Linked DNA regions of Homo sapiens: region 2 is linked to region 1. Evidence: chromatin loops called from intact Hi-C (ENCODE). Cell type or tissue: IMR-90. All regions are shown on one strand. Each heading gives the region's core, and the rest is flanking DNA. Links, peaks and the distances in the headings are about the cores only.

Evidence for each region. Hi-C counts contacts between places; a loop is a spot of excess contacts. Peaks named below come from ENCODE experiments on the same cell type or tissue, not always from the same donor. Only the 100,000 strongest peaks of a DNase experiment are listed, where the experiment ranks them.
Region 2: a loop joins it to region 1, with 2.9 times the contacts of the local background. A loop is called at or near these places in 3 of 110 quality-filtered maps.

What each region holds. Positions count from the first base shown.
Region 1 is chr12:115,992,420-116,004,578 of GRCh38, reverse strand. MED13L (mediator complex subunit 13L) reads left to right here. Exons shown (of 31, transcript NM_015335.5): 14 at 1,477-1,576; 15 at 7,349-7,569; 16 at 7,898-8,103. Among named protein-coding and RNA genes, the nearest start is that of LINC02463, 110 kb to the right of the region's middle. RefSeq lists enhancers at 5,562-6,061, 6,129-6,178, 6,062-6,563. In IMR-90, for the core only: a CTCF peak has its summit at 6,339 (motif pointing left); a DNase peak (open chromatin) is centred at 6,278.
Region 2 is chr12:116,516,906-116,533,565 of GRCh38, reverse strand. It overlaps LINC02457 (long intergenic non-protein coding RNA 2457), which reads right to left. Exons shown (of 3, transcript XR_001749339.3): 2 at 15,676-16,660; 3 at 11,652-15,308. It overlaps LINC00173 (long intergenic non-protein coding RNA 173), which reads right to left and starts at 131. Exons shown (of 3, transcript NR_027346.1): 1 at 1-131. RefSeq lists silencers at 165-214, 119-320 and enhancers at 4,571-5,770, 14,196-14,696, 14,697-15,197. In IMR-90, for the core only: a CTCF peak has its summit at 8,498; a DNase peak (open chromatin) is centred at 7,965; H3K4me3 peaks cover 343 bases; H3K27ac peaks cover 987 bases.

The DNA of each region.
Region 1 (12,159 bases), core at 5,363-7,862:
AGGTCTAGGAAAGTTTTGGATTTTAAACTGTACTAATATGTGTTCCTCTGAGGGCTGCTGAGTATAGAACTGAACTGGCAGAAGGGCTATTTTTTTTTCCAGTCTGATATGCCGAAAGCAGGAATCCTCTAATCTGGTAACTTTTGTTGGATTGGAACACTAGAATCTGAATTTATACAGTGGCCACATGAAGGAAAAGGACATGAAAATGTGAAAAACTCTGGTAGAAGAAATGACTCATTTCTTCATTGCTGATCCAGGCATTGAATTTGACTATCCACTGGAGGCCAAGTGCTGCCTGGGTTTGGTTTTAAAGATACAGAGGGTTAGGATAGGTGCTTTGGCAATGGTGATGGGAATCCAATATGAAAAGAAAAGGAGGTACAAGTCAAAGGAGGAGAAAGAAAGGAACAGAGCAAGCATTTTGGAGTGGCCTGCCTGATCTGTTCATGACCACCATCCTGGTAATTGTTTCTGCTCTGGGCCACTGAACTTATTCTTTGTATAAATTATGAATTACTATTAAGCTTAATGAAGAAATGTTTAACTGTTGGGAATATACTTTTAGTAATATTAACATGAAAAGGAGAATTGGACATTTTCAATCAAATTTTCATTTCTCTGAGTGTTTTTGCTTTACTCTGATTTTTAGTCTGGCATTTAATCACATGAGCGGTTTACCTTAGAATATATTGCTAATTCATCTTACTACTCGTAAATGGAGTTGGGAGGCTGTTGGCTGAGTTGTCATCTCATGTGTCTTTGAATTTAATTTTAATTTTACATTTCAATGTTGTGACATTGTATAAGTATAAATAAATAAAAGGCCTTCTATTTGTAAAAATCATTTTTTGCTTTATTTTATATTTTATTTTAATTCATCACCAGTTCATTTAATGTTAAAGATAATCTTGCCCAGTAATGCACTTGGTTTGTTTTTGAATAACAGATCAGAGAAAAACCTTCTGAATATTTCAATAATTTTACACAATAAGGTTATTTTTGGTGAAGATAAATAGTAACTATAAAAATAGGTACAGAAGATACATAGTTTGTTGTGATAAATGCAAAAAAAAAAAAAGAATTGGAGGGCTTGAGATTATGCCTTTTAGCTGCTTGCTTCCAAGTATAAGGGAAACCAGACCAATTGTCAGTTACTACTGGAGGCACCACCCTAATGTAACACTGTGTCCCTGAAAATTGACTTGGGAGGGAAGAATTGCTTAAGGTCTGCAAGCTCTCCTTTGATGGCGCAATCTGCCCTCACAAGATCCATGAAAAAAATTCACTGTTTCTTACACTTGATAAGCTTGTAACCATCTCCTTTGTTTCACTATCTGTTGGTATTTCTAGAGGTTCACCTGGTAAACGCTTCTACCAAGAGGCATCTACCAATAGGCATACATTAGGAAATATTTGAATGCTGCCCTACTTATATACACGTCACTCTGTTTTAATAACACCGTCTGTTCTTAGGCTGTATCACCTGCTCTGCGCTCATCAAAAATGCCTGCAGTTGGGACAGAAGACCGACCTCTTGGGAAGGATGGAAGAGCTGCTGTTCCTTATCCACCAAGTAGGTAGAGAAACTTGACTGAGCCATTGTGGCTCACTGCCTGTAACTTAGATATAATATTCTCATACTTAGTGGTGCTTTATCTTTATCTGAAATTTCCCTTCCTTTTGACAGAATTCTAACTGTGAATTAAAACCTATATAAATTGGTGTTCTGAGATGGCAGGCAGCTAATCATATACAGAAACCATCTTAATTTGAATTCCTTTCCTTTGTTTTCCAGTTAAGAATTAGCTTTTTATAGCTTAAAATGTAGAAAAACATGTTTTAGGTTTGTTTTTCTAATAGTCCTTTCCTAGTAGAATAAATGCTGCACAAGTGATTTTTCAAACTGATACTCTATTATAAGACTGTGTAAAATGTTTCTGTTTTTATAAATATAATTCACTCAAGGATATTGGATATTTGATTTCAGTGGTCCTTTTCAAGATGCATACTAAAGTTTTTGTGTTTCCTTTTGAGATCAACTAGTTTTACCATATATGCTGACAAAGAGATGAACCTCTTTTTTTTGAGTATATTCTTTGCCCTAAGAAACCAAATTATTCTACAAGAGGAAAAAAAAGGGTAGCTTATGTGGATACTCTGAAGCAGAAACATAATTCCATTGCAAATCATTCTTTAACACCTTCTCATTAACTTCAGCTGGTAATGAGAACAAATTGAGGGGAAAAACCACCATGTCATAGGGATGAGTCAAAAAGCTTTATGAACCTATAAATGTAGTGCTGATTTACTCAAATCTAGAAGTTGGGAAGTATACAGAGATTGGATTTTGACAGCTTTAGTGGATCCATAGCTTTTTAAAATATGCAAAGCTTTCTCAAGCATGACATGGGTGAAAATGAATAATGATAGCCAGCCCGTTGCTGTAGTTTTTTTAGTTAAACATTTTTCTTGTTTTATTACTCTGCACTGCAGAATTTCACAAACATGGAACTTCACAGATTAAAAGAAACAGTATTAAAATAGATATGTGCAGGTCAGATGAGTGAGTTTTTCCTCTTTTTTGAATCCATTGATCCTTTACCCTTTTTGACATGACGTGATGCGTAGTGATGTGAAATGTTAGAATGTCTGATAACTCAGCCAAGGCTTTTCACTCGCAGACATCCTGCTAGTTAGCAGCATTGCCAAGTGAAGTATATTGTGTGCTCTATCCTTTCTCTCATTTCTATCCAAAAAAGAATTATTTCAAAAAGAAGCTACTCAAAATTCAAAATTTTATGATAAAGTGCACGTTATAAAAACGAATCAATATGAAATGTAGCACAGAATATTAACACCAGGAAAACCCAGATATGCAAGAATACAGAGGATCATTTTAATGTGTACAAAGCATATATATAAATATGTGTTCGTGAGAGCATATGTATTTGTGGGATGGGGTGGGGGAGTGAGGGGAACACACAGTATTTCCTCCCAAGAAATGACAATGAAAATAGCCTGGCAAGATATTTTAATCTCAGCAATAGATTTTTGGGCATTGCAGTGGGAAGACAAATGTATTATAAAAGTTAATGTCTAGCCTGTAATCCCAGCACTTTGGGAGCCCAAGGTGAGCAGATTACTTGAGGTCAGGAGTTGGAGACCAACCTGGCCAACGTGGTGAAACCCCATCTCTACTTAAAATACAAAACTTGGCACCACATGGTGGTGTGCACCTCTAATCCCAGCTACTCGGGAGGCTGAGGCAGGAGAATCACTTGAACCCAGGAGGCGGAGGTTGCAGTGAGCCGAGATAGCACCACTGCACTCCAGCCTCGGCGACAGAGCAAGACTCCATCTCAAAAAACAGAAACAAAACAAAATTAATGTCTAAACAACACTGTCCAGTAGAAACACAAGGGAAGCCACAAATGAGAGCCACATGTGCAATTTCACATTTTCTAGTGGCTATTTAAAAAAAGAAATTAATTTTAATAATATACAGTATTTTATTTAAGTATCCAAAATATTATTTTTACATGTAATTAGTATAAAATTATTGCAGTATTTCACTTTTTTTATAAAAATGTAATATATAATGGTTGTACATATTTTACTTTTTTTTTTGGTATGAAGTTTTGGGAATACAGTGTATGTTTTACATATGCAACCCATCTCTATTTGGTCAAGCCCCATTTTGGGTGCTCAGTAGCCACGTGTGGCCAGTGGATATTGTGTTGGAAAGCATAGGTTCCTCATTATTCATTTGTGAATGTAATGCTGAAGACAGCAACAAACAGTGACAAATAGGTTTACTTTAATATCAAGTTTATGTTAAGGTAGTATTGTGTTATAGTAAAAACATGTTTTTATTAGGTTTTATTATTAACCACTTTCTTACAAATTTTCGCATTTGAAAGCACATCAGTTTAAAGTATGAGTCTTTGAATAGACAAAAGGAAAGAGTTGGATTTTGGGGTTGGTTCATTTGTTTATTTTCCAAGAGTCCTTACGGTTTGGAAGGGACTTGGGCATGTGCTCTGGGGTGAGGAGAACACTAAGAAATCAACAATGCTGCTTTGTTGGAGGTCTTCCATCCTGTGCATGAATACATAAAGTGCTGGGCAGGAGCAGGTGGGTGTCTTATGAGTTCCCGCTGAAGTGCAGAGATAGGCAGGATGGGAGTAAGCAGAGCGCTGTGGGCAGCACAGCTCACCTCCAGTCCGTCCTGGTGGCTGTTTCCACCCTTGCTTTAGCCGTTTTCTGGGAAGAAAATTGAAGAGACAAATCATGTTTCTATTTTGGAGGACCAAAGTGTTTCTTGGAGTCTGTGTGTTCTTTCTGCTTTACCCACTTTGAGTCCGATTCCCTTTGGTCATCTCAAAATTTCTTTAGGGTCATATATTTTCAGAAAGTCCCAAAACTTGACAGTGGTTCCATCTTTTTCCAATCCAGGTTTGGGAGGGAGAATTAATTTGTACTGAGTTCATCATTTGCTGAATGTTTAGATGTTTGCAGCAAAGTGTTCACTTCTGAGCATACATTATCTCAATATGCACAAAAAATATGAAGTAGATATTTTTCCCATTTTACGGATTAGGAAATTGAAGTGAGACAGACTGAGTCTTCCTTAAGAATATCTGATAGTAACAATGATAAAGACCACTTTATAAAGTGACTCTCTTGGAGGTAGAATTTCATCCCTGCTTTTTTGTGTGTTCTCTGTTTACCTTTGCTAAAATTAACAGGGTGGCTGAGGCTTTGAAAACTGAGATATATGCGTGCGTTCAGGAAGATCAAAGAAGTCAGCTAACACTAAGTGGGTGGAAATGCCTTTATTATGTTTCTTACAGGAAATGTAAAAACAAATTTAATAGAACTATTTTTTTTTTTTTGCAAAATCTTGTGTCATAGGATACTTATAAGAAAGGCTATGTTTAAGCTCATCCTTTTAACTTAAAGAGAATTTATACAATTTCTGTACTTCACAAAGAGCTACACTGGCTATTAAGATTTATGGCAATGTGACTTTGAAGATTTTATGAAGCAGAATTATGTTTTAAAATATAACTCAAATTATATTACAGTTTTGTAGTAGCTGTTCTTCGGCTTGAGAGGAGGAATAGGGACTAAAGGTTAAAGGTGATGGATTTATTTCAAGCGTAGATGAACTTTTTTTTTTTTTGAGACAGAGTCTTTCTCTTTCACCGAGGCTGGATTGCAGTGGCGAGATCTCGGCTCACTGCAATCTCTGCCACCTCAGTTGAAGAGATTCTTGTGCCTCAGCCTCCTGCCAGCATGCCTGGCTAATTTTTGTATTTATTTAATAGAGACAGGATTTCGCCATATTGCCCAGATTGGTCTCGAACTCCTGACCTCAAATGATCTGCCTGCCTTGGCCTCCTAAAGTACTGGGATTATAGGTGTGAGCTATCCCACCCGGCCTCCAGTGTAGACTAACTTTATATTAAAGATCTTGGCTTTGTTTTAAAGAAAACTTACTGATCTGGTTCCTGCTACATTTTAAGTCCTGTTTTTCCACCTCAGAGTGTATCGGTTATGTAGCCTCTCAAATAGTTTTCTGCCAGTTTCTTGTTTGGCTTGGCTCATGTTTCTACTTCTATAAATTTTTAAGGTGCCTTGAAGATCAACTTGGGATTTTTAGTTTTTTCTTCTTCTTTTTTTTAGAAGCAGCAGGTACTTTTTTGTATAATGAAATCAGATACAGATTCCTATTATAGAAAATAAGTAGCAGTGGAGCATCGCTAATGGAAATGAATGTTGGAATTAACAACCCTGCTGATTGGCCTCTCCCTCTCCTTATTTTACAAATAACTCCACAGGCCAAGAGAGGCTAAATGATTTAGGATTATACAGTTGTTTCACTTAGAAACACGGTAAAGATTATGTAATTCAGAAGTTCTCACCTTTTCTTCTGCCTCCATATGCTGAGGTGTTTGAAAGCTTTCCTCTCCCCTCACAAACAAAGCAAAGCAAGTAGGCCCATTGAGAGTCATCCATCTAGCCCTGCCTTCCCTGTTAGATGAAGGAACCAAGGCCCCAAGGGGGGAAGTGACCTGACCACAGCAGATCTAAGTCCCCAGCACCTGGACTGGGTAGCCGTGAGCACAGCACGGTACAGTTGCCCAGTGTTAATTTCTGATTCGGAGCTAGGAGTCAGATCTTAGTGATTCAGTGGTTATTATTGGTCTGTTTAAATCTTGAAGTTGTTGGAAAGAGCAATAGGATAGGAAACTGGGACATTAAATCACTGATTTAAAAACCTGTGGCTCCAAACTTAAAAAATTTGCTGCATAGGCCACCCCCTAGTGGCCAAATTTTACAACTACAACTTTTCAATAGGTCTACTTTTTAAGAATCAGTGCCTTAATGAACTACTGTAGTGATAATTTTTTACTACAGGTGTATTAAAGGAAACTTTTTTTTTAAAGAAGGAGTTCAGAACCGCTGTTCTAAGTATTTCTTAAAAGAAACTTTGAAGTTTCATTTTAATATCTGTCTGGAAAAAATATGGAACTGTTTCCCCAAAAGAGCAGCTGTGAGTTTCCCCAAAAGAGCAGCTGTAAGTGTAGTGGATTTGTCAAACTAGCTGAGTAATCAGCTCCAAACAATTTTTATTTTTTGTAATATTTTATACATACTTGAAAGCAGGGATAGAACTTTAGTAGTGGTAACTATCTAATTGCTTCCACTTTCTGTTTAATTCCTCTCCTTAGACTTTTCAGGGAATCAGTTGTTGGAAGAAACATACAAGTTATGTAGACTTTGTTTACTTAATTAATGTGAAGCCAGACCATAAAGCATCAAGAAGTTAGTGATAAAGACCAAGAAAAGTCCAGGCACAGTGGCTCACACCTGCCATCCCAGCGCTTGGGGAGTACGAGGCAGGCGGGCCACTTGAGCCCAGGAGTTCGAGACCAGCCTGGGCAACATGGTGAAACCCTGTTTCTACCAAAAATACAAAAATTAGCTGGGCATGGTGGCACGTGCCTATAGTCCCAGCTACTTGGGAGGCTGAGGCACAAGAATTGCTTGAACGAGGAAGGCAGAGGTTACAGTGAGTCAAGATCAGGCCACTGCACTCCAGCCTGGGTGATACAGTGATACTTTGTCTCACGAAACAAAACAAAACAAGACCCAGAAAAAGATAATTCTCTGCTGATGGCCTTCTTCTTAGTCACTTCCATTATTAATATTCTTTTGTGAACTGATGTGATCATTTAATTAGCACTATTTTTGGTGCCAAAGAGTGCGCCTGGCTATAAGCTAGGACTTTTTAGAAGCCCTTCCTATTAAACAAATTTTTTTTATTTCTTATTTTTAGCAGTTGCAGACTTGCAAAGGATGTTTCCCACTCCACCATCTTTGGAACAGCATCCTGCATTTTCTCCTGTGATGAATTATAAAGATGGGATCAGCTCAGAGACAGTGACAGCATTAGGCATGATGGAGAGCCCTATGGTCAGTATGGTTTCAACACAACTCACAGAATTCAAAATGGAAGTGGAAGATGGATTAGGAAGTCCCAAGCCCGAGGAAATTAAGGTAGTTGTCAATATATTAACATTTCCAGGGCAGAGCAGTTTCCAAGTGGATTCACATACATCTGCTTTAAAATGGTATTGTCTGTGTGCCATATATACATAAGTTCCTAAGAATCCTTTTAATTAGAACATGAGGCACACCAGCAGGCATATTAAATAGTGTCTTTTGATTGATTTAACATTTCTGCATTAGCATTTTCTAATGATCATAGGAGAGAAATACTGAAATACGATCATTTTGGTTGCTGTTTTTATGATAGCACTATGCCACTGTGGTGTGTTCTACAGAGTTTACCAATATTAACACTGACCCCACTTTGTTGTCACAGGACTTTTCATATGTGCACAAAGTTCCATCCTTTCAACCTTTTGTGGGATCCTCCATGTTTGCTCCACTGAAGATGTTGCCGAGCCATTGTTTGCTACCTCTGAAGATACCTGATGCCTGTCTGTTTCGGCCTTCATGGGCAATTCCTCCTAAAATTGAACAACTGCCCATGCCCCCTGCAGCCACTTTCATTAGAGATGGCTACAAGTATGTATAGGGATTGTGTCATTTACTTGCCATATTTGATGCAATTTTTATCTTAACTAAATGTTTGTTAAAAATGATGACAAGGTCCGGGCGCGGTGGCTCATGCCTGTAATCCCAGCACTTTGGGAGGTGGAGGCGGGCAGATCACTTGAGGTCAGGAGTTTGAGACCAGCCTGGCCAACATGGTGAAACCCCGTCTCTACTAAAAATACAAAAAATTAGCTGGGCTTGGTGGCAGGAGTCTGTAATCCTAGCTACTCGGGAGGCTGAGGCAGGAGAATCGCTTGAACCCGGGAGGTGGAGGTTGCAGTGAGCCAAGATCGCGCCACTGCCCTCCAGCCTGGGCGACAGAGTGAGACTCTGTCTCAGAAAGAAAAAAAAGAAAGAAAAAATGATGACAAGTAGCATATCATTTGAAACTTTCCTTTATTGGTCGTTCATGTTTTTGTGCAAATTATTTTGTGCTGGAAAATGTGCATTATTTTCTAAATGAAATTTTGTATGCAGACAGTCCCTGACTTACAGTGGATTTACTCAGGAGTTTTTGACTTTTTGATGATGTAAAAGTAATACACGTTCAGGACATGCTGTACTTTGAGAACCCATACAACCGATCTGTTTTTTACTTTCAGTACAGTATTTGATAAATTACACGAGATAGTCAGCACTTTATTGTAAAACAGGCTTTGAGTTAGATGATTTCCCCAATGGTAGGCCAATGTAAGTGTTCTGAATATGTTGAAGATAGGCTAGGGCCGGGTGCGGTGGCTCAAACCGTAATCCCAACACTTTTGGGAGGCCGAGGTGGATGGATTGCTTGAGCTCAGGAGTTTGAGACCAGCCTGGGCAAATGGCGAAACCCTGTCTCTACAAAAAATACAAAAATTTAGTTGGGCATGATGGTGTGTGTCTGTGACCCAGCTGCTTGGGAGGCTGAGGCAGGAGAATCACTTGAACTCACGAGGCGGAGGTTGCAGTGAGCCAAGATTGCACTACTGCACTCCAGCCTGGTCGACAGAGCAAGACCCTGTCACAAAAACAAACAGATAGGCTAAACAATGATGGAATCAGTTTTCCCTGTGATGAATAATTTCTTAATAAATAAAGTGATTTGATTGATAGAAAAGGCCACAAATTCAGATTTCTGCTGTGGTCAGGTAAGCAATATATAGATGAAATGGACAGGGTAAATGCAAAAGAGTTGGTACTACTGATGCTCAGCACCATTGTGCTGAGCTTAAGGAACCAATAAAACAAATTTGTGGTCCAGCCTCAGCCTCTGGGCTGCAAGTTTGTGACCTTCTGTAAAATCATCCTGATGAAGTTAATTTTAATGTCGTAACAAGACTTCCTGCTTGTGTATATAAAGTCAGTGTCAGAAAGAAAAACGGTGACAGAAAAGTACAGAGGAATCCTAGACTTAGGAAGCTACACTTGCAGTATTAATAAGACTGAAATTCCTGCCTTGCAAAAATTATATGCATGACCTTAAATGACCATTTTACGTGGGTCTTCCCTTTAAAATGGAGTAATCCTGCTCTGCCTCCCGCACAGGACTTCCACAATGCTTCAACGACTAATGACTGTAGAAGTACCGTGGAAATAACAATGCACCAGCAGTATAAAGAGTGTGCTGAAAAGCACCCTGAGCGCCTGGCTGGTGTGCTGCTGCTGTGCTCCGATTGTACTCTAGCTTACTCAGCTAGATCCTGGCACAACACACCTAGAACACCTTGGCGCATAAGGGGTTAGCTTAGCACATACAGTTGCCAATAAATGACATAGCAGTTTTAAGAACCCATTCAGCAGTTTAATCTCTTTCATACATACAGGTTTCCCCAAAAAGGTCACATGCAAGCTTTTGCTGTGTAATCGTTTAAATCATTTAGGTCATTATTTAGATCTATTACATCTTTCATTTGCCATCCCAAAGATTCTTTGTATTCTTAACTGGCTCTATTATACAACTTTATGTGATGAAGGTTTTGTTTTTGTTTTTGTTTTTGTTTTTTGGGGGGGTTTTTTGGAGACAGGGTCTCGCTCTGTCACCTGGGCTGGAGTACAGTGGCACAATCACAGCTCACTGCAGCCTTGACCTCCTGGGCTCAAGTGATCCTCCCACATCAGCCTCCTGAGTAGCTGGGACTACAGGCACGTGCCACCACACCCAGCTAATTTTTATGAAATTTTGTTGTAGAGTTTGTGTCTCCCTGTGTTGCCGACACTGGTCCTGAACTCCTGGGTTCAAGTGTTTCTCCTGCCTCGGCCTCCTAAAGTGTTGGGATTATAGGCATGAGCTACTGCACCTGGCATGTAGGTGATTCCTGTCTGCACTGTCCACTATGGCAGTCATCAGCTTCCTGCTGCAGGTGTTGACCACTTGAAATGTGGCTAGTGAGACCAAGACTGAATTGTTTTATGTTAATTAATTTAAATTTAGGACATGGGGACTGGTGGCTACCTTATTGGACAGTATGTTTCCAGCATATGTGTAATCCTGCTGTGGTCTCTGCTCGCCATCACCCTGGACTCCTCCTTTGTCACATGCAATACCCCTGCAATCATTTGCTTCATGTCTGCCATACTTGCTTATGAGCCACCTTTTGTTTCTCTTTTTCACTTTTGACTATCCAGCTTCTAGCGTAGGGTTGCTACTCAGTTCATTTTTATTAAATGGGAAAAATCAGATTACAAGATAAACCATTCTTACTACCCAGGGAGCAATTTAATTCTTTAGGTTTTCAGTTAGTACTCATAGTTCCTTTTCTGATCTGAACTGCGTAATAATTTTAGGGTTTTGTTGAACAGGAGAATTTGAAAGGAGTCCAGTTAGAGTAAAGATCGTTATTACACACTTAACTATTTTGGTCTCTAAGAGAGCAGTGATTGCCAATCAAGTTTTCTGGGTCATTTTTTTTTTTTTATCTGTACTCAAAGATACCACTGTGCCTCAGATTTAATATTTCTTTACAGTGCCTGATTTGGACTTTTAGGCTGGTAGTTTAGGCATAGCTAATTAAAAATCACAAGGAAATTATTTGAAGAGACATTTCTTTATGACGTGCTTCTTTCACATTATAAGTAACTGAATATGTAGTTTATTGGAGGAGCATTAGTTTAAGTACAGTATTAATATATATAAAAGGATATTAAAAAATTTTAAAAATATTCTTTTGATACCTTCTAAGTAGGAAGAATGGACTCATATGCTAATATACATATACATCTAAGAAAGTACAGTTGTCCCTTGGTATCCTTGGGGGATTGATTCCAGGACCCCCTCGGATACCAAAATCTGAAGATGCTCAAGTACCCTATATAAAATGGCAGAGTATTTCCTTGTAATTTACACAAATCCCTCTGTATACCTTAAGTCATCTCTGGATTACTTGTAATGCCTAATACAATGTAAATGCTATATAAATGTTGTACTTTACTGTTTTGATTTGTGTTTTTTAACTGTTGTTTTTTTTTTAATTGTATTTTTATTTTGATTTTCCATCTGTATATGGCTGAATCCACAGATGTGGAACTTGTGGCTATAGAGGGCCAACTGTATATCAAGAAAATGTTTTATGATAATGAAACAGCAGAACCTTGCAGACAGTGTTTTCTGCCTAGCTGTTCCAAAAAGAAGTCACTGCTTATGAGAAAGTAGATAACATAGCCCAGTCAGTCTTGGGCAACTAAAATAATTACACTATATGCAATGCATACCATATTGAAAAGTGAAAAATGAAGTGCTTACCACCCCACAGAAAGCTGCTGGAAGCTGGAAACTCTGATACAGTATGTGTACTTCTGTGCAACCACCTAATTAATACTGAGGCCTCTTAGCCGCATATGTAATATTTCTATCAGTTGTAGTATAGTACTGGTAAATGGGCTACCTAAAATATAATTCCCTCATGGTCACTCATTACTATAAAAATGTAAGCCTAGATAGGGCTGCATTTTGAAAATTAGAAAAATGTTAAATTTTCATGTGTATTTGATTATAACTACTTTGATATGATATATAGATTATAGCCTCAGAGAACAAGTACACTGGCAGAC
Region 2 (16,660 bases), core at 7,429-9,928, 530 kb before region 1:
AAGGAGGGCTGCGTCCCAGACTAGTTTCCCCAGCTCTCACCCTGCCAATTTCCAGCCCCCGCCTCCCTATCCCGCAAGCGTCCTCCCATTCCCTCCCTGGTACCAAGCGCTTAGAGCAGGTGGGAGCCTCGGACCCAGAAGGCTGGGAGCTGAGGAGGCGTGGCTTGCGCTAACATCGGGGGCGGGGCCTGGCTGGGGCTTAGTCGGGGCGGGGCCCACGCCGGAGGGGGCGGGGCGAGCACAGAAGAAAGAGCGTTAGGGGCTCCTTTGCCACTCGTTGCACGCTGCTTCCCAGAGTCTTCTGCTATTTCATCGTAGCCTTAACAACTGGAATCTGTCGCCTTCGAGATGTTCCTAAAGTCACTGCTTTGGGAGAATCTGTTCAAGGGACCTGCTTTCCAAAAGCAATGACATCAGCCCAGCAACGTGATCTGTGTTGTCCTTGAAGGATTAACAACTCATTTGGGTCTCCCAAGAGCCCTAGGAGGTAGCCAGGGCAGGTGCTGTTGTCCCCGTCTCACAACGACCTATGAAGTGCATGTTGGGGCCTTGATTTTACAGGGGAAGGAACACAGGCACAAAGAAACGAAGTTACTCTCTCGGGATCTGGCAATGAAAAAGTCAAAATTTGAAGCCAGGGGTCTTCTGACCTGTTCTTCAGCATCCCTATGAGAACATATACTTTCTCCCTCCAACACTCTCCTCCCATCCATAAGTGCATACAGGTGCTGAATAGGAGGGGCAGAGTTGAGTCTATATTGAATGATTGTGCATCCAGATCCTCACTAAGCCCTCTTGGTTTTGCCTGACACACGTGGCTCACTGTGTGCCCCCTGGTCCAGGCCACCTGCATCTTCCTCCTGGACCACTGTCCCCGCCTCATCACTGGCCTTCCTCTTAATGCTGTTCTCACTCCCATCCACTACCCACCAGCAGCCATGATGATCAATGATGGTCACCATCCATACCCTGTATCAACTGTCTCTCTAGCGCCATCTTTTTTTTTTTTTTTTTTTTTTTTTTAAAGACATGGTCTCCCTCTGTTGCCCAGGCTGGAGTGCAGCAGTGTGATCGTAGCTCACTGCAGCCTTGAATTCCTGGACACAAGCAATCCTCCTGCCTCAGCTTCTTGAGTAGCTGGGACCACAGGTGCTTGCCCCCATGCCCAGCTAATTTTTATTTTTATTTCTGTAGAGATCAAATCTCATCATGTTGCCCAGACTAGTCTTGAACTCCTGGCCTCAAGCTTCCCCAGTTGCTGGGGATTACAGGTGTGAGCTGCCACACCTCTTGCCTTAGCTTCCCCAGTTGCTGGGATTACAGGTGTGAGCTGCCACCATCTTTTTTTTTTTTTTATTTGTTTGTTTTGTTTTGTTTTTTGGAGGCAGAGTCTCATTCTGTCATCCAGGATGGAGTGCAGTGGCATGATCTTGGCTCACTGTAACCTCTGTCTCCCAGGTTCAAGTGATTCTCCTGCCTCAGCCTCCCGAGTAGCTGGGATTACAGGTGCCTGCCACCACGCCTGGCTAATTTTTGTATTTTTAGTAGAGACAGGGTTTCACCATGTTGGCCAAGCTGGTCTTGAACTCCTGACCTCAGGTGATCCACCCACCTTGGCCTCCCAGACTGCTGGGATTACAGGGGTGAGCCACCATGCCTGGCCAGGTCCAGAAGTTTTCCATCACCCCAAACAGAATCTCGGTACCCATTAGCAGTCACTTCCCATTCTTCCCTCCCGTTGGCCCCTGGCAGCTGCCAATCTGCTCTCTGTCTCTATGGATTGCCTGTTCTGGATATTTCATGTAAGTGGAATCCTACGATATATAATCTTTGTGTCTGCTTCTCCCACTCAGCATCATGTGTTCAAGGCTCATCCATGCTGTAGCGCATGCCAGTGCTTCCTTTCTTCTTATGGCTCAGTGCTGTTCCATTGCCTGGATGGACCACATTTTGTTGATCCATTCACTGGCTAGGGGTCATTTGGGTTGTTTCCACCTTTTGGCTATTGTGAATAGTGCTCTATGAACAATTGTGGGTAAGTTTTCATTTGAATATTTGCATTTATTTATTTGTTTATTTATCTATCTATCTATTTATGTTTTGGAGACAGAGTCTCCCTCTGTTCCCCAGGCTGGAATTCAGTGGCGCAATCTCGGCTCACTGCAACCTCTGCCTCCCGGGTTCAAGCGATTCTCCTGCCTCAGCCCCCCGAGTAGCTGGGATTACAGGAGTGCGCCATCACGCCTGGCTAATTTTTGTATTTTCGGTAGAGAAGGGGTTTTGTCACGTTGGCCAGGCTGGTCTCGAACTCCTGACCTCAGTCAGGACCTCAACTCCTGATTCCCCTGCCTTGGCCTCCCAAAGTGCTGGGATTACAGGTGTGAGCCACCGCGCCTGGCCTGAACCTTTGTTTTCAATTGTTTGGGGTACATACTTAGGAATGGAACTGCTAGGTTCTGCAGTAACTCTGTGTTTAGCTTGTCAAAGAACCGCCACACTATTTTCCTCAGTGACTGCCCATTTTACATTTTCACCAGCAGTGCACCAGGGCTCCAATTTTTTACATCCTTGCCAACCAACACTTGTTATTTTCTGTTAAAAAAAAAAGTTTGCGCCGGGCACAGTGGCTCACGCCTGTAATCCCAGCACTCTGGGAGGCCAAGCGGGGTGGATTGCCTGAGGTCAGGAGTTCGAGACCAGCTTGACCAATATGGTGAAGCCCCGTCTTTACTAAAAATACAAAAATTAGCTGGGCGTGGTAGCGTGTGCCTGTAGTCCCAGCTACTTGGGAGGCTGAGGCAGGAGAATTTGCTTGACCCTGGGAGATGGAGATTGCAGTGAGCCGAGATTGTGCCACTGCACTCCAGCCTGGGCAACAGAGCAACACTCTGTCTCAAAATAATAGTAACAATAATAATGTTTGCCATCCCAGTGGGTGTGCCTAGCTCCATCTTTTAGATGAGATGGGGTGAGTTCAGGGTCCATATGGCCATAGACTAGATCCATCTTATACTTCTCTCCCCTTCCTTCTTGCTACTCTGGACTTTCATATCCCCAAATTGCCCCTCCGTCCTACCATGGACCTTGGCTTACGCAGTGCCTTCCTCCTTCCCATCCTCCCACTGGGTTCTGTCCACTTGTACCCCAAGGCTACCTCAGATCCTCCTCTGACAATGATCTGTCCCCCAGCCTTCCTTTCACAGCTCCGAATTTGGTTGTAATTTTACATTTCCTTTTGCAATTACTGATTAATGTCCATCTTCTTGACCTGACTACAGCCTTCCCCTAGGAAGGGACCATTCTGCTTTTGCCACCCACTGTGTCCCCAGCACTTAGCACAGTCCCTGGTAGAGACTTTGGGGAGTGCAGTGACACAATCATAGCTACTGCAGCCTTGACCTCCGGGGCTCATAACATCTTCCCCCCTCAGCCTCCCAAGTAGCTGGGACTACAGGAACACACGACCATGCTTGGTTAATTTATTTTTATTTTAATTTTTTTGTAGAGATGGAGTCTCACTATGTTGCCCAGACTGGTCTGGTACTCCTAACCTCAAGCAGTCCTCCTGCCTCAACCTCCCAAAGCACTGGGATTACAGGCCTGAGCCACCGCACCCAGCCCCAGTTCTAAGATGTTAACCACATGTAAGCCTCGGGGAGAATCTCAGGCCCTGGCCCACTTCAATAAATATTTGGTGAATTAATGCATAAGCAATGAATGAGATCCAAGTGTGGATCCTATGACCTTATGAATTTTCCTTTTCTTTTTTTCACTGATCAGTGGCACTAGCAGGCCTCAATAAGTTAGGAACTAAAAAACCTGCTTCAGGCTGGGCACTGTGGCTCATGCCTGTAATCCTAGCACTTTGGGAATCCAAGGTGGGTGGATCACCTGAGGTCAAGAGTTCAAGACCAGCCTGGCCAACATGGTGAAATCTCATCTCTACTAAAAATACAAAAATTAGCTGGGCGTGATGGTGGGCACCTGTAGTCCCAGCTACTCAGGAGGCTGAGGCAGGAGAATCACTTGAACCCGGGAGATGGAGGTTGCAGTGAGCCGAGATTGCACCATTGCACTCCAGCCTGGGCGACAGAGCAAAAACTCTGTCTCAAAAACAAAAAAACCTGCTTCAGCCATAAGGAATTTGGAAACGGATGGCATTCTAATTGCAGAATTAATACTCACTAATGTCTCCCTCTGGAACCAGGGTGAATCTGGCACCGGATTCTGAGTCTTGCTTGGGAATTGTGTTGATTCTGCCTTGCAGTGCTGCTGAAACTCTAGGAACCTTGAAATATATTTGCTTGGTGTAAACATGACCTCAGCGTGACAGGATGATCCTTGTGTTTGCCAAGCCATTAATTTTTATGTGATAACGACGACCACAACAAACTGCTTTTCGCCCACATTTTGAGTTGTTCTTAAGGTCAGGTCTGTGGGATTGTGTGAGACAAAAACCTTATAAACTAGAATGTAGCGGTGAGTTCTCTGTGTTTACAGCCCTGCTCCTACACACGGCTCCAAAGAGCTGAAAATAGAGGATTAAAAATTCATGCAGCTACTTTCTTCCAAGGAACTCCAAATGCTTCTGACAATCTTTATCCTGCAAAGTCATGAGTGGTCAGATGCCCATCCCAAGGACAGGGAAACAGAGGCCCAGAGATAATGACGGGACTTTGCCAGGCCCCTCTACCCCTGCTAATGGAGCAACAGGCTCAGATGAAGAGCCCCTCCCACCTATGTTTCTAGCCCATGCACTCTCCATTAGCCTGATTAAGACAATTGATTTATTCATTCTTAGTGGTTGAGATGGAAAAAAAAAAAAGAAACCAACATGCCATTTGTGTGATATAAATATCTCTGGAAAAAGCTAAAAAACATTGTGTCATACATATTTTCTTAATACCACAGTCAATCACATGTGTCTGTCCAAGTGCCATAGTCCATCAACCCAAGAGTGGGGGATGGGGGTGTTTGGGGGTGGGGATAATGGAGGGGACAGACTCAGCAGAGTCTCAGCTCCAGAATCCTCAGCCACTGCATGGCAAATGTTGCCACTGACTAAAGCTATGCTGGCTGTTCATTTTCCATTACCTATTGCCTTTGAAGAACCTTCTAGAAGTCTTAGAAACTTGATGTTGGGCAGAAAAATGATAGGCAGGGATGCAAAGGTGCTGGGACACCCACTCAACCGGCCAGTTCCCAAAGAAAAAGATGGAGGTTGTCACTTTCTCACTCAGTGTGCCCCATGGACTCACAGAAGGATTTAGATCACAGCGTGGTTCCTCTTCCTCCAACCCTACACCCCCATCATCAAAGAGCCTTTAATCCTGATGATTCACCTGTTAGGAATTTAGCCCAAGGAAATAATTAAAGACATATAAAAAGATTTAGTTACAGGATGTTCGTCATGACATGTAGATTACGGTGAAAGATTAGAAGCAACCTCCATGTCCAACCAACCAAAGGTGATGGCTATGTAAGTTGTGGAGTTCCTCCTTTAAAATTCTGCTCAGATCTCCAAAGAAAAAAGACTGGAAGGAAATTAACCAAGAGAATCACAGAGTTTGTTTTGAGTCTGGAAATATGAGTAAATTTTTTTTTTCCTGGAGTAAGTCCTTGTTTTGGATGTTCTATTCAAAACCAACTTAAATTTGGCTCCAATTGGAAACTTTATGACATCAGGAGGATTGAGATATCATAAAAGGAACAGGAAGGGGCACTCCATGAGGGAACCACATGTAAAGGTCTGAAGGGAAGTCGGGGCAGAGAGGAAACAGCCTCGCTGGAATGGAGGATTTCCACTGCTGTGTGCTGGGATGCATGTCAGAGAGATTTGTAGGCTGTGCACAGACTGTGTATTTTTTGAAAGCCAAGGAGAGGAAGGCACATTAGATATGATAGGCAACTGGGAGCCAGTATAGATTCTTGAACAAGAAAAGACAAATCCAGTTCCAAGGGAGACTAAGAAGAGACAGTCCAAGAAGAGAAAGTGCAGGGGACGAATCTGGTGGTGTCATAATTCTTTTATGGAAGGATCTGACTTTATTGGTTTTAGGGGTAAATGTTTCTGGAGAATCCTAGAACTCTAAATCTGCAAGAAATCTTGAGGTTGCTCTCGTTTTAGGGATAGAACAACCGCAGTCCAAAGAGTTACATCTTCCAGTCATAAGGCAAAATGGCAGCCAAGTTGGTACTGATCACTATCAGTCCTTATTCCTACCCGAGACCAGCTTGTCTCTCTGTTGCCTTCCATCCCAATTCTAAGATTTTTTTTATTTTTCCAGAGACAGGGTCTTGCTTTGTCACACAGGCTGGAGTGCATGGGCACAATCATAGCTCACTGCAGCCTTGAAGTCCTGGGCTCGTGGCATCCTCCCACCTCAGCCTCCCAAGTAGCTGGGACTACAGGAACACATAACCATGCCTGGCTAATTCATTTTATTTTATTTTTATAATTTTGTAGGGACAGAGTCTCACTCTGTTGCCTAGGCTGGTCTGAAACTCCTTGCCTCAAGCAGTCCTCCTGCCTCAACCTCCCAAAGCACTGGGATTACAGTCCTGAGCCGCTGCACCTGGCCCCAATTCTAAGATGTTAACCACATGTAAGCCTTCCAGGAGAACCTCAGACCCTGGTCCACTTCCTGGAGTCCCACCTAAAACTCCATTTTTCCATTCATTTATTTATTCATGTAACACTGAGACCCGAACATTCAAAGACAGACATGCTAATAGTTAGGGTGGAGTGGAAGGGAGATAATGATGGCACACAGTAGGTGTTCAATAAATATTTGTGGAAAGAAAGAGTCAAGGAGGGAAGAAGAGTCCCTGCCCTCAAATAGCTCAAAATGTAATTTGAGAACAGACACAAGTGTTTATATGGGATGCAAGCCGTGCTTTCAGAGGGATATGAGCCCAGGTTCTGCAGGCCCAGGCAAGACACTTCACAGAACCAAACAAAAAAAGTTGACTTTCAACTTCTTTTATTTATTATTATTATGATTTGAGACAGAGTCTTGCTCTGTTACCCAGGCTGGAGTACAGTGCCACGATCTTGGCTCACTGCAACCTCTGCCTCCTGCGTTCAAACTATCCTCCCACCTCAGCCTCCATGTAGCTGGGATTACAGGTGTGCACCATGACACCCGGCTAATTTTTGTATTTTTAGTTGTGGCAGGGGTTTCACCATGTTGGCCAGGCTGGTGTCGAACTCCTGACCTCAAGTGATCTGCCTGCTTCGGCCTCCCAAAGTGCTGGGATTACAGGCATGAGCCACCGTGCCTGGCCCCAACTTCTTTTATAAAAAAGTATTTAACTCAACTAACATTTATGGAGCCCCTACCATGGGCCGGATTGGGGATTAAAATTTCTGCTTTTTCCCCATGGGTTATGCATTAAATCCAAAATGGGTAGGCGATCCCTAGAGAAAAGACAGAGAAGGAGAAAGGAAGAAGGAGGAAAAAATACAAAGTCGTCAGGCTCCCAGAAAAAACAGATGATGCTAGTTTCTCTGAACAATTTTGGACTTCTTTTTCCAACTCCAGCCACCTCATTTGCTTTTCCTTTTGCCCATGGACTCCAAGGTCCGTGGCTCTGGTCTACGGGGGAAGGGCCAGGCATGAGCTACATGGAATCAGACACCCAGAGGCCTCCTCTCCATCTCCCTTTTCCAGTTATTCAGCGTCCTCAGGCCATTTCAATTTTACGTTGCCAAGTGAACATAAATCAAGGGGCCGCCCAGTCTCCTAAAGAAACACTGTGGGACTTCGCAGAGCCTTTCCCAGGGTGTGCACCGGGAAAGAAGGAGAAAGAGGACTAAGCAGAAAGTTACATGTGGCTCCTTTAATCACCAGGTAGAAAGAGAGAGGAGAAAGTTCAAACAGAGCCCCTGCAAGCGGCGCCGGGAAGCCAGCTCTGAGCTCCACTGTTCAAGCAACTGCTGTTGGCATCACAGAGGTTTGTCTTGGCCCAAACCCGTCCCGGGAAACACAGAGACGCTCATGCACTTGGAATTCGCTCCCTTAATGATTCACTCAGCAACTCGGCACAATTACAAAAAGAAGGTGAAAGAAAGGAAGGGAGAAAAGAAGAAAAGAAAAAGAGAGAAGGAAGGAAGGAAGGAAGAGAGGGAGGGAGGGAGGGAAAGAGGGAAGGGATAGAGGGGAGGGACTGAGGGAGGGAGGGAAAGAAAGAGAGGAAGGGAGGGAAAGAAGGAAGGAAAAGAAAGGGAGAAAGGAGAGAGAAGGATGGAAGGAGAAAGAAAGAAAAAGAAAAGAAAGAAAGAGAGAAAGAAAAGGAAGAAGGAAAGAAAGAGGGAGGGAGGAAGGAAGGGAAGGAAAGAGAGAAAAAGAACAAAAGAGAAGGAAGGAAGAAAGAAAAGAGAGAAAGAGAAAGAAAGGAAAAATCGCCACACCACTGGCTGAAGGTGCCCTCTCCCAAATTCCTGGGGCATGACTCAAGTTGGGGCCGGGGATGGGGAGCAAGAGACAAATTTTCTGAGAGCTCCCATGAGGGGACGCTACCAGCTGTGAGCTGATTGCAAGTGAGAACAAAGCAGCAGCGATCTGCAAAGGTCTAACTCAAATGCTGTCTGTTGCACTCCACGAGCTTTGGAGAGAGGTACTAGATAAAACAATGAAGTAAGGGGTGTTGCCAAATAGTCGCCTTACGTTGAGTGCTCATCATATGCCAATGGTGTATCCACATGTTCCATCTCTTATCTCGCAGAGTCCTCACAGCAAACCCAGGAGCAGGGTCTTCAGCCCCATTGCACAGGTGACAGAGCTGAGACCTGACCCATTCCTAACCTGCCCAAGGACACACAGCTAAATAGCCAGGGGGTTCCGAATGTGAAGTTAGGTCTCCTGTGACTCTGTGATATGCCCTTGACCACTCTGCCCTCCAGCCTTCATTTACGGCTCAATTCCCAAATGCCACCACCAGGAATTTGACATATACCCGTAACCTCCCCAATGACATGGAAAAACTGAGCAGCCATTCACTCAATCATGGAAAATTTAAGACCCAAGGCGCGTCCTTCCCAGCTCGGTTACTGAGATGCTCAGCAGCCCTCGGTGCTAGTAAGAAGGGCACACTGGGGCGAAATGCCACTCGATGAACAGGAGCCCTAACATGAAGTCCTCGGACCCTTGCACAGGTAGAATTCAGGGGTCCATAAATTTAACCCGGGAAAAAAATGACATCTTTATTTGCACTAACTTCTCTTTTTTTTTTTTTTTTTTTGAGACAGTTTCACTCTTTGCCCAGGCCAGAGTGCAATGGCACGATCTCAGCTCATTGCAACCTCCACCTCCCAGGTTCAAGTGATTCTCCTGCCTCAGCCTCCCAAGTAGCTGGGATTACAGGTGCGTGCTACCACACCTGGCTAATTTTTGTATTTTTAGTAGAGATGGGGTTTCATCATGTTGGCCAGGCTGGTCTCGAAGTCCTGACCTCAGGTGATCCACCCATCTCAGCTTCCCAAAGTGCTGGGATTACAGACATGAGCCACCGTGCCTGGCTTTGCACTAACTTCTGATCAAATGGCAACATTGTCTTCTATTAGGAATGTAAGTGACAAACTGCCGTGGTATCAGCAGTACCTGTGACTTTGGCACCCATACAAATCACAGATGTGTGTGTATCACCATCAATTGCTGCAGATATATCAAAATATTGTTGTGCTCCTTACTCCTTGGAAGTTACAGTAGTAGATAGACCAGGGTTAGATCTTGCTACTTAGTGGATAATAAATAAGCTTACCTGTTACTATTTTACAACGTTGGTTTTTAATATTTCAGTATCGTTATTACCGTCTAAGTGATTTCCTTGGCAATCAGGTCAGGAGTTCGACACCAGCCTGGCCAACATGGTGAAACCCCTGCCACTACTAAAAATACAAAAATTAGCTGGGCATGGTGGCACATGCCTGTAATCCCAGCTACCCAGGAGGCTGAGGCAGGAGAATCACTTGAACCTGGGAGACGGAGGTTGCAGTGAGCCAAAATCACACCATCGCGCTCCAGCCTGGGAGACAGAGCAAGACTTTGTCAAAAAAAAAAAAAGAAAAAAAAAAGGAAGGAGAGGAGAAAAGAAAAGAAGAAAGAAAAGCACGATTCTAAAAAGTTCTATCAAATTGCCCAAGGGATTTATGGTCTGTACCTGGGAAACTTTGAGGTGAGGCCTCTACTCTGTTTTTTGTTTTGTTTTGTTTTTGAGACGGAGTCTCACACTGTTGCCCAGGGTGGAGTGCAGTGGTGCAATCTCTGCTCACTGCAACCTCTGCCTCCTGGGTTCAAGCAGTTCTCCTGCCTCAGCCTCCCAAGTAGCTGGGATTACAGGCGCCTGCTGCCACACCCAGCTAATGTTTTGTGTTTTTAGTGGAGACAGGATTTCACTATGTTGGCCAGGCTGGTCTTGAACCCCTGACCTCGTGATCCACCCACCTCGGCCTCCCAAAGTGCTAGAATTACAGGCGTGAGCCACCGCGCCCGGCTAGGCCTCTACTCTGGAAGTTTGCAGCAAAATTAGGGAACAAGACAAATGTATTCATCAATATGTAAAATGCAATCATAAATGTCAAACAGGCCATGTGCGGTGGCTCACACCTGTAATCCCAGCACTTTGGGAGGCTGAGGCAGGTGGATTACTTGAGCCCAGGAGTTTGAAACCAGCCTGGGCAACGTGACAAGATCCCGTCTCTACAAAAAGTACAAACATTAGCTGGACATGGTGGTGCATGCCTGTAGTCCCAGGTACTCGGGAAGCTGAGGTGGGAGGATCGCTTGAGCCCGGGAAGTGGAGGCTGCAGTGAGCTGAGATCATGCCACTGCATTCCAGCCTGGGGGACAGAGCAAAACCCTGTCTCAACAAAAACAAAACAAACAAACAAAAAAAGTCAAAGAAAGAGTGAGCTCTTTCAAGACAGGGACTGCATTTTTTAAAAAAAACTCTTGTATCCATAGTACCCCAAACTGCCAACAATCAATAGCAGTATGTTGCCAAAAAGTAATGCCAAATGCATCTCAAATCATCTCAATTTATACTTCTGGCTACTTACAAGCTGAGTGATCTTGAGAGAGTGACAATTACCTTGGCATGCCTCGATTTCCTCATCTGGAAGATGGGCTTAACAAAATCTCTTTCTCAACATTGTCGACACAATCAAATGAGATCAAGGGTGTGAACTCGCCTAGCATAGTCCTGGGCTCTGCACGGGTGCACAGCCAAGGTCAGCTCAGTCTGATGGTGGACTTGCGTTTGGTTTTGTCTTCCTGGAGACCAGAGGCTATTTTCTCAGTTCTTTGGGAAGTGGGGAAATGGGGGTGAGATTTTTGCTTGTTATTATTATTTTTTATTTTTATTTTTATTTTTGAGATGGAGTCTCACTCCGTTGCCCAGGCTGGAGTGCAGTGGTGCAATGTTGGCTCACTGCAACCTCCACCTCCTGGGTTCAGGCAATTCTCCTGCCTCAGCCTCTCGAGTAGCTGGGATTACAGGCATGCGCCACCATACCTGGCTATTTTTTTTGTATTTTTAGTAGAGGTAAGGTTTCACCATGTTGGCCAGGCTGGTCTCAAACTCCTGACCTCAGGTGATCCTCCCACCTCAGCCTCCCAAAGTGCTGGGATCACAGGTGTGAAGCACCATGCCCTGCCTGTTATTATTATTTTTTAAATTAAAAGTTAGATTGAACAGAAAATTGCCTTTTCTGAGACATTTCATCTGACAGGGTCTATGTTTGAGCTCACATCTTATCAAGATAATCAGAATGCCCCATGGTGTCTGGACTGCATCTCTGACCCAGTTAGTGTTCTTTCTAGCGTCTTCTGTGTTACAGACTGGTTTGGAAGAGCTCAAGTTCCCAAAATGCTCCTGTGGCCCTCAGACCTTCCTTCCCTGGGGGACCAGCCCCTAGAAACCTGCAGACTCCATCCCTGGGGTGGCAGCGAGTCACCCTGGGAGAACCTGCATCGGATTTCACCGCTGACAAATTGACCAAAGTGGGTCTGTGTGCACCTTTGCAGGCCCCTCTGATAGCCCTGATCTCTGCACTACCTCTATGAAGACAGCATTGTCTCCCCTCCATTGTCACACATGGAGACCGGGCGGGGTGGGTGGAGGAAGATCTGGACGCTCAGGTCCTTGGCCACCTGCCCTGCCGCATGCCAGGGTGTGATGATCCAGGATTGGAGAATGCCTGCCTTGTCTTGCCAGAGACTGCTTCACCGCTCTCTCGCTCACACATTTGCTCGGAAGATGCCTGCGTCTGTGAGGGCTGGTGAAGACCTGGAACAGCCTTTGAAGGTATCCAGCCAACTGAATTTAATTAAACTGCAGTTCCAGAAGCCAGCAGCATTTTCTTAAGAAAGCAATACAACTTCTAAAAGTCCCCCGATGCTCCCGTGCCGCCCATTTCCTGTGCTTCAGACTACGTCATAAAACTGTCCATGGGGCAGTTTCCTTTGATGATGGATCCAGTTGACAAGTTTTTTTTTTTTTTAGCAAGCATCACAGCCTCTTCTTTCTTAAGTGAGGAATGCCACATTTGTTCTTGCTTCCCCAAGCTGAAGTTATGGGACCTTGATCTTTTCTATGTGGTTTCTTGGATGGCTCATCTTGGAGAGTCACGCTTTCACCAGCCCGAGATCAGGGTAGCATCACAGCAGGAGCCAAATGTTGATTGCATTACTGCACTAAGTAAGATAAAGTGGTGGCCGAGGAATACTTCTGCTTCCAAACATGCCTTTCAGTCATTCAGTCTGCAATTATTGAACCCTTAATACGTGCTAGGGGCTAGGGATAGAATGGTGAACAGGACACCGTAGCTACAATCTTTACCATGTTTTCTATGATCAAGGGAGAGATAGATAATAAATACATAAGCAAATTAAGACATAAAACAGTTACAGATTGTTATACGTGCTAAAAAGAAACAGATGGCTAGAGAATAGTGGAGGGATATTCTTAGATAAAGTCAAAGAAGATCTCTCTGAGAAAGTGACATTCAAGATGAGAGCTGAAGGATGAGACGGAGCCAGCCCTGGGAACAGCCAGGGCTAGAATCTTCCAAGGCAGGAGGAACAGCAAGTGCAAAGGCCCTGGGGAGGGGAAAGCTTGGCAAGCGCTAGGAACTGACAGAAGGTCAGGGTTGCTGGAGTGTAATGAACAAGAAAGGCAGTGGCAAGAGAGAGGAGAGACAGAGAGGCATGGAGGGGTCCCTGCTGAGCCACAGAGATCGCTATGAAGAGTGTGGATTTTGGCCAGGTGCGGTGGCTCATGCCTGTAATCCCAGCGCTTTGGGAGGCCGAGGTGGACAGATCACTTGAGGTCAGGAGTTCGAGACCATCCTGGCCAACTTGGTGAAACCCCGTCTCTAGTATAAATCAAAAAATTAGCTTGGCGCGGTGGTGGTGACCTGTAATCCCAGGTACTTGGGAGGCTGAGGCAGGAGAATTGCTTGAACCTGGGAGGCAGACGTGGCAGGGAGCCGAGATGCCACTGTACTCCAGCCTGGGCAACAGAGTGAAACTCCATCTCAAAATAAATAAATAAATAAATAAGAGTGTGGATTTTACTCTAGGTCGGGGGGAAGGGGAACTGAAATTCACATAGGAACCACCTATGAATCACCTCCACCTATGAAGCTGTGGAATGAATAAATGATTTAGAAATAGTCTTCCATTTGCAAGCTTAGGCATCCAAGTCTTCGGCAATTGCATCCCTCTCTGATCCCCCTCCAGGACTCCTTACCTCTGTCACCCCGTGGGGCTTTTTGCATATATGCCTGTAAATGGTTATCAGAAGACCCTGGCTGAGGTCCTCTAGAGCTGCTGCACTGCCTAACTCCAGGGCGGTAGCAGTGGTCTCACTGTGTTCTCTGTCAGTGACACTCTTTGGCATGCAACATAGACTTGGATGAAATGGTGCTTCCTAGACCTGTGCAATTGGGGGTCCTGGCCTGCCTCTGATGCTCACTAATACATGACCTGAGCAAGTTGCGAGCTGCCTCTGGGTCTCTGTTTTATGGTGTATGAAAAGAGACCCTGCCACACCTACCTCCCAGGGTTGTTGAGCACTTCCAAAGAAGAATATCTCACTGCGGCCCTCGGATGTGCTTCAGGCATCAGCAGACACCCTGACATTTCATTAAAAAAGTGAGAGGTGTGTATGTGTGTGTGTGTTTGCTATGCAAGTGCATTTTCTACAAAAGAGAGGATCCAGGCCAGGTGTGGGGGCTCACGCATGTAATTCTAACACTTTGGGAGGCTGAGGCAGGAGGATCACTTGAGCCTAGGAGTTCAAGGCTAGCAGTCAGCCAAGGTGGCACCACTGCACTCCAGCCTGGGTGACAGAGCAGGACTCTGATTTTGTTTGCAGGGAGAAGAAGGTGCAAGAGAGGGGGAGGTGGGGGAGAGAGAGAGAGACAGAGAGAGAATCCAAGACTGTCTCCTCAGTTTCTCAAAGAGATCCATGATCCACCCAAGCTGAAAAGGTATTAAACACCTGGTAGTTGGAACTGCCTTGGCTCTTGAAGTTGCTCTCTTGCTCTGAAATCTGGTTCAACATTTGCATGTAGATGTTTTGTTTCCTCTCCGAAGTCTGTAAGCCGCTTTGCTTGGTGGGAGGGGGCTGCCTGCATTGGCATTGACTCTTGCCTCCCCACGTCACACCATGCTGACGCCTGGCTCCCATAAACCTGCCAAGCAGCAATCTGTCAGCCCAGGGCCAAGTCCTCCCCACTGTCCAAATTGGAGGACCCCAAGGCCCTTCCTGCTGCACCAATGGCCAAGAGTGGATGGAATGAGCGAAATCATTGTGTACTATCAGTGAGCTGGCGATTGCCTTACTCCTGCAAGGTAATAAGATGCCTTAACCCAGTTAAGAAGCTTCTGCAGGTTACCCCCAAGGAGCCATCGCTAATGCTGGAGATTGCTGGCACCATGGTAGGCCAAGGAGGAAGATGTTTCTGTTTTCAGGGAGAAGAAGATGCAAGTGCTTTTAACCTCCTCCCACCCACGCAAGGTTGACCCTGAATGGTTTATGTGTCTGTGTTACACACACATCCAGCATAGCACCCAGCACATTACAGGCACTTAACAAAAGTAGTAAATAAATAATGGTCCTTTCCAGCTCATATGCCCACCACACCCTCCAGAGATTGTAATGCAGTACACTCACCTCTCATCTAGCCGAATCTTAACTGCTTCCCCCACCTCTTCCTGACAAGTAATAAAGTTAATAATACCTTGTGTGGCTGTTGTATCTTTCTTCGCAAGAACTCCAAACACTTGGCTTCATCCTCATTTCTGAATTAGATTGAAAAGGGCTGGGGGTAAGAGGAAATCCTACTGACCCACACCCACTCCCACCTAATCGATGTTATTTCAGGGAAACTGAGGCCTAGTTAGGACAGGAAATTCTTCGTCCAGATCTGCAAGTCACAGGCAGGTGGGACTGCGAAAAAAGACCTCCCCTGCCCTATTCCCAGTCCTGAATTTAATCTGTCCTGAAACAATTGAAATCTTTTTTTGGCCCGGAGGCCAGGCAGATCTAATTCTGCTAATGTCTGATAGTCCTGCAGTTCTTGAGGTTTGGGAAAACCCCCTTGCTTGGGAAGCTACCCACGGGAAGAAGAGGTCTCTAACAGTATACAGCCAGAGACTGAGAGCTTACCTGCCACCTGGGACCACAGGGAGTGCAAATGAAGTTCCTGCCACACTCTCCAGGGGATATGAATCAGGGATTCAGGGTGGGCTTGGATCTACATGACAAGCTTTGACTTGCCTACCTTCCTGGGCTTCCAGAACAAAGCCTGTGGTGGTGAAAGGCTATATACAATGAAAGAGAGAGAGAAAAAAAAAAAGCATGCCCTGGGAAACCACCTGGCCTGCTCCTGGTTCCCATTAGCTGACTAACTCAAGGAGAAAGTGAGTTAGGAGTTTTTGGGCCTCTGTTGTTTCATCAATTAAATGGGTTTAATATTAATTGCCCTGTGTGCCCCGAGAGGTGATCAGGAGCATGAAGCAAAATAACAGATGGGAAAGTGCTTTGAAAAAATATCAGGTACTCTATTGAGATAACATTGTCGTGAACTTGGCAATGCAGGCTAGGCTGTCTGAGGATCACCTGCAGAACTTCAAAGCTGAAGGGGAACTCGGGGCTCAGAGGGGCCATCATTTTCTGGAAGAGGCCAGAAGAAGGGAAGTGGGTGTGGCAGGCTGAAAAATATCCCCCCTCACCCCAAAGATATCCCAATCAAATCCCTAGAACCTGTGAATGTTATCTGGATCAAGGGTCTTTGCAGACATGATTAGATCAATTTTCTTGAGATGAGGGGATCTCCCTGGATAACCCAAGTAGGCCCTAAATGCAATCACTCATATCCTTACAAATTAGACATGCAGAGAATGGACACACAGAGAAGCAGGGAAAGCAATGTGAAGACAGATGCAGAGATTGGAGTGATGAGTCCACAAGCCAAGGAACACCCAGAACTACCAAATTGGGAGGGGGCAAATGAGGATCTTCCCCTAGAACCCTCACGTTGGTTTCAGGCTTCTGGGCTCCAGAACTGTCAGCGAATACATGTCTGTTTTTCTAAGCCACCACTTTGTGGAAATTGATTACAGCAGCATTTGGAAACTGACACCATGTGAGG